Linked DNA regions of Homo sapiens: region 1 is linked to region 2. A link is an interaction called in ENCODE POLR2A ChIA-PET data of the cell type or tissue named here. Cell type or tissue: MCF 10A. All regions are shown on one strand. Links, peaks and the distances in the headings refer to the core of each region. The heading gives the core; the rest is flanking DNA. Region 1 overlaps HLCS (holocarboxylase synthetase). Region 2 overlaps HLCS (holocarboxylase synthetase).

What was found. ChIA-PET counts read pairs that join two places held together with the same protein. Peaks named below come from ENCODE experiments on the same cell type or tissue, not always from the same donor. Only the 100,000 strongest peaks of a DNase experiment are listed, where the experiment ranks them.
Region 1: POLR2A ChIA-PET joins it to region 2 with 5 read pairs; 4 of 35 experiments call an interaction of 5 or more read pairs at or near these places.

What each region holds. Positions count from the first base shown.
Region 1 is chr21:36,845,914-36,848,829 of GRCh38, reverse strand. All of the region lies in intron 6 of HLCS (holocarboxylase synthetase), which reads left to right. Among named protein-coding and RNA genes, the nearest start is that of HLCS-AS1, 120 kb to the left of the region's middle. In MCF 10A, for the core only: no CTCF peak of the experiment used is centred there; a DNase peak (open chromatin) is centred at 1,439.
Region 2 is chr21:36,916,314-36,919,229 of GRCh38, reverse strand. All of the region lies in intron 5 of HLCS (holocarboxylase synthetase), which reads left to right. Among named protein-coding and RNA genes, the nearest start is that of HLCS-AS1, 49 kb to the left of the region's middle. RefSeq lists a silencer at 1,347-1,641. In MCF 10A, for the core only: a CTCF peak has its summit at 1,492 (motif pointing right); a DNase peak (open chromatin) is centred at 1,489.

The DNA.
Region 1 (2,916 bases), core at 318-2,817, 70 kb after region 2:
TTGCAATAAAAATCAGTACCATCCCAATATTAGTTCAATATGTAAAGCAGATTTTGTATTTGCTCTTAGGATAGGAAAGGCCTTTCTAAGCTTATAAATCCAAGGGAAAATGATAAAAGAAAAAGGCAGATTGATTGGTCTACAATAATAAAATTCTCTGCATTAAGCAGCACTATGAAACAGGTTACTAATGGAGGAAAAATAGTTGGAATATAATCATAAAAGTTTAATATTTTCAGTATACAAAAAGCTTTACAGTTGAGGCTGGGCGCGGTGGCTCAAGCCTGTAATCCCAGCACTTTGGAGGCTGAGGCAGGCAGATCGTTTGAGGTCAAGAGTTCAAGATCAGCCTGGCCAACATGGTAAAATCCCCTCTCTACTAAAATACAAAAATTAGCTGGGCGTGGTGGGGCGTGCCTGTAATCCCAGCTACTCCGGAGGCTGAGGCAGGAGAATTGCTTGAACTCGGGAGGCAGAGGTTGCAGTGAGCCGAGATTATGCCACTGCACTTCAGCCTGGGTGACAGAGCTAGACTCTGTTTCAAAAAAAAAAAAAAAACAACAATTATGTGGGCAAAGTTATGGAGAAAAGAGTACTCTCATACATTGTGCAGAATTAACACAATTTTTCTGGCATGTCTTGTATATCACATACCTTAAAATGTGCGTGTATTTTGACCCAACAATTCAGTTTGTAGGAATTTAACCCAAGTAGATGAAGTGATGCAAAGTTTTATATATGTGGATGTTCGTCGCTTTGCCATTTATAATACAGAAAAATAGAAGCTGTTCTTGGTGTTTAATAATGGGAGGTTAATTGTATATCCGTTTGATTAACTGTTGCACAGCATTTAAAAATTAGAAAAGCAGATCAGAAAACAATACCTATTGTATGACCCAATTTTGTTTTCGAAAAGTAAATAAACAAAAGGTTTCTGCATGCATTGAAAGAAGATGAGAGAATTTTGCCAGAATACATGAAAGGCAGTTCTCTTTGGGGAATAGAATTAGGGGAGAAATTTCCCCTTATCTCTGCAATTTTCTGAATTAAAAAAAATTCTTATATGTATTGCTGTTGTAAAACAGGAAGAAAACAATAAACCCTGTTGAAAGAAATAGAGTCACGTTTTTGGCATATCAGCAAGAAAATCCTCTTTCTGCTGTTTTTCTCTTTCTAGCTTAGTGATAGCCCAACTCTTTGGAGTTTTGACCCAAATGTTATTTTGGTTTTACAGTTTATCATATGCAACTTTAAATAAAAATTACTTTGGAGAACTTTTTTTAATTGACAGTACCTTAGATATCCATTACTTACCTTATATAAAATCCAGCAAACTGACTCTAACGTAGGATAGTAAATAAGTTGCTGGTATTACTGTCTAAGTGCTTATTCTGACTTTCTGTACTGATGCTGCTGGCACCATGAAATTCCTTTTCAATGATTCATAGAAACGAGTCTGTGCTAGAACTCAGATGATGTTGATTCTAGCGTGCTGCTATGACTGCTGGCTCTTATTTATTGATCAGTGTTTATACCAAATCCTGTGCTAAATACTTGATTTTTAAAAAAGGATTTATGCCCTCCAAGCCTTTATTTCAATGTCAAAAATGCCATCTCTCTCTTCTGAACGCCAGGTCGTCTTGCCCATCTCTCAGGTTTCTGTCTGAAGCTTTATAATAAATGATGGTAATTTGATTACAAAAGAGAAAGATACCATCATTTTATATTGTGGCTGTGGTGGCGTTTCTAACATCTCTATTTACAAAAGGAGAGATTTTAAAATTAGTTTAAGCTGGATGGCTGAAGCAGTGCAGCAAATGAATTAGATTTTTTGTGTTTTTGAAAAGGCTACAAAAATTGTGAGAGCTGTTCCTGGAATGGCCTTTTGAAAATCCCCTTGCATCCTGGAAGAAGGATGAGCGGATGGCTCTAAATCTGGTATTGTTGGACCAATCGAGCCAAGACGGGGTTTGTTGACAGGAATGTTGCTGAAGAACCACATGGAGTTGAGCTGTTTGCCTTCAGATTTAGCAGTTGTTTAGACAAGCAGGACTCTTTATTCTTGCTCAGACCTGAGTGAGCTGAGCCTCAAGGTTGAAAAGTAAAAAGGAGATGTAAGGGAAAAACAGTTCTTTCTCAACCTAGATTTCTGTGCGGTATATTGACTTTCCTTCAGAATTTTCTTTGTTCTGAAAACTATTTCTTCCCATTCTGCTGCCTCAAGGATTCTTCTTTTAGAATTTTTTTGTAGTTTCATTATCCACTCTTTGTTTCGCCAAAAACAAAGCAAATAATAACAACAACAATATCAACAACAGCACAAAAACTGGATATACCTCCCCCCGAAAATAAACAAATAGAAACATTCAGGGGAACTGCCCTGCCTGGTTGGAAACACCAGTCTAGGCCCCTTGGAAATGTCTTGGTGGAGGTCCCAAAGGTCTCAGGAGGACAGAGGACCTCGACATTTATTGAGTGCCTAATGTATAGGAACTTTAGGAAACCAACATTTATTGAGTGCCTACTGTGTATTTTCTTTAGGAAACCAACATTTATTGACTGCCGCTAGGTATCAACTTTAGGAAGCAACATTTATTATGTGCCTACTATGTACCAACTTTACAAAGCCAACATTTACTGAGTGCCCACCACACATCAACTTTAGGAAACTAAATTTATGGAGTGTCTACTATGTATCACTTTTAGGAAACCAACATTTATGGAGTACCTACTGTGTATCACCTTTAGGAACTCAACATTTATTGAGTACCTACTTTGTATCAACTTTTAGAGCTCTAGAAATGGCAATATTCCCATTTTATAGATGAGGAAACAGAGGCTTCGAGGTCACTCAGCTAAGAAGTGCAGAATTTGAATCTAGGTTTGCCCAACCTTGGTTTTTTTCTCTATATAAAG
Region 2 (2,916 bases), core at 304-2,803:
TATAAATAATGAGTGAATTCTTCTGTACTCATCACTCTCTTTCACAGTTATCCATTTATGGCCAATCTTATTTCACTTCTTTCTACCCACTTCTCTGCCAGTATTATTTGGAAGGAATTCCCAGATACTGTTTCAGTTTTCTCATCTGCAAATATTTTAGTATGTGTCTCTGAAAGATGCGAGCTCTGTTTAAAAACATAATCACAATTCCACCGTCATACCTAAAATGAAACAATCTCTTCATATAATCTCATGTCCAGTCAGCCTTCCAGTTTCCAATTAGACATATTTAAAGATGGACTGTAGTATCTGTGCATTGTGTATAATAAGCACATGTGTATGATGAGCACGTTGGTCCTGTTGCAAAACAAATGTGAGAGAGAAACAACTGATGTTAACCCCTGTAACTTTTAGGGCAAAGTTGATTTCTGTGTCCTTGTTGAATGCCACATTTTAGCCCCCATTACAAGGCCATTCTGCAAATAGCAGCAAGTCGCCAATTGGAATAATATGCAGAAGAACCCTGAATGTTGAAATATGGGGGTTTTGTTCCAACTCTTACTCTTTCAGAACTAAACATGAGTTCCTCACCCTCTCTTTTCTGCATGCTAAGTCCTGGGTCTCTTTAGCAGGGACGGTATTGATTTTTGTTCTGTATGCTTTCAGCTCGGGTTGATGTTTAGCCTTTGACCCAGCCACTTTCTTACAATAAACAGTTTGTTGATGAGAGCAGCTGCTCAGCAGATTGTTTCCAGATTGTTCTCTGACAGCTGAGGACAGAGTGCACCTTACGAAGAAGTTGGCTTGAAGCTGATGGCGTCTCCTTCTTACCCTCTCTGCCTTTGAAGCCAACTGTCAGCCTCTGATCATTCCTCTATTTATATCCAGTGAAATGGTGTGAATCTGTGGCACTAGAAATCAGGCCTCACCTACAATCCTGAATATTTAATTTTGTTCTCTGAATGAATGGTTGCAGCATTTTCTAGAAGTTTCTGCCATATGGAGCAATTCCTTACTTTGCAGGAAGAATTTCCGGCACTCAGTACATAGGAGTTAGTGTACCATGGGGTGCTATGTAAGAAAGCAGACAGGCTGGGCTTTATTTTGTTCAGGAATCTGTGCTCCTTGAATATTTAAAGGCTTTCTATGCAAGTAAGGAATGAGATTACTTTCAAACTGAGTATGTATTATCTGCCTTGTGACTTGAGCCCTTTTAAAACAGTTCTCTTTATTTATTTTTCTACTTTTGAAAGAGAGTACTTCATTTTTTTTTTTTTTTAATGCAAGAGACAGATCATCCAATGACTTGGTGATTTACGTGGTCCAAAGTCACACCTTCGTTTGGATTTCTGCAGCTTCCCCAGTCACCTCCAGCTGTTACCTAGAATGGCCTGTCTGCTTGCAGCGACCTTCATTAAGAAGGGAAGGTCCGAGCTTTCAGCATGAGAGCCAACACTTTTTACTAAACTGGCCACCAGAGGCTGCTGTCAGAATGGTGAGGCTGAGCTCACCTCCCCGGAGGCAAGTTTACTTTTTCTACAACCAGTAAATTTTGTTAAGCTACCAATCCTGGTTTCAAAACTCAGGTCTCACTACACAGCCTCCAGTCACCAAGCATGCTTACGGCTGTAGCCCTTACAGCCAGGTATGACGTAGGAACTGGACAAAATTCAAGACCTAAGATTAAGACTTGTGTGTTTTTCATTCGGTGCCAATAAGCTGTTATTAATGCACTGATTCTGCATATACTGAACAGCTTCATGAAACGCACTGGGGTTTGTACTCGGGGAAAGTGCGCCCTGCATTTGGGCTGTACAAGATCTGGGTCTGTGGAGGGATGGCTCCATGAGGATGGAAATCTGTGGTTTTTCAGGGAGGTGTTCTTGCCTCAGAATGGTTCAGCAGCCCTTCCCCGGCAAAGGCAGCATGAAGGCTTGTTCAGATCAAAAGCTAAAAGGTGTTCTTCATTGCTGTTTTGCTTTTTGATTCTTTATGAAGGCTGTTTCTTTGATGATTCCACGATTAACAGCAGAACAAAAATCTACAGATCATGTAGGAGCTGGCAGGGCCTTTCAAGCTTCTGGGGAAAATCCTTTATTTCTCCCCCAATTTTTTGTTAAAAAAAATTGGAACTGAAGAAAAGGTAAAAGAGTCATACACCAACCCTATAAGCCCTGTGGAGCCTTCACCCAGATTTACCACTGGTGAACCTTTTGCCACATTTTCCTGATAAAGAGGGCCTTTTGTTTTTGTTTTGAAGATGCAAATGTTACTTCCTTTAAGTAAACCACAAAGCCCAGACCCTATTGTGGGTTGTTTCTAAGAGTGAGAGGCTTTGACATCTTTGCTTCCAGGAGAACGGCTCTAGTTTCTACTTGGCCCGGGGAGTATTTGTTTTATTTGAAGTAAAAGCAGTAGCCTACTAGTTTGTGATGGTTCCGTATGGCTGTGTATCACCCTACAGGGTTGAGGGGGATATTCCATCTTCATATGAACCAGCATTTATAAAGCACATGTGTATAAAGTTCTTAGAGTAGTAAGATTTTAAGTTTTAAATTGGTCAGGTGCAGCGGCTCATGCCCGTAATCTCAGCACTTCGGGAGGCTGAGGTGGGAGGATCGCTTGAGTCCAGGTGTTGAAGACCAGGTTGGGCAACACAGCGAGACTCCACCTCTACAAAAGATAAAAAAAAAAAAAAAAAAAAAAAAAAATTAGCTAGGCATGATGGTGTGCACCTATAATCCCAGCTACTTGGGAGGCTGAGATGAGAGGTTCTCTTGAGCCCGGGAGTTGAGTTTGTGATCGCGCCACTGCACTCCAGCCTGAGGAACATGTTGAGCAAGCAAGACCCTATCTCTTAAAAGAAAAGTCTTAAATTACAGAACATAAAAAAATCTTACAGCCGGATGCTATGAG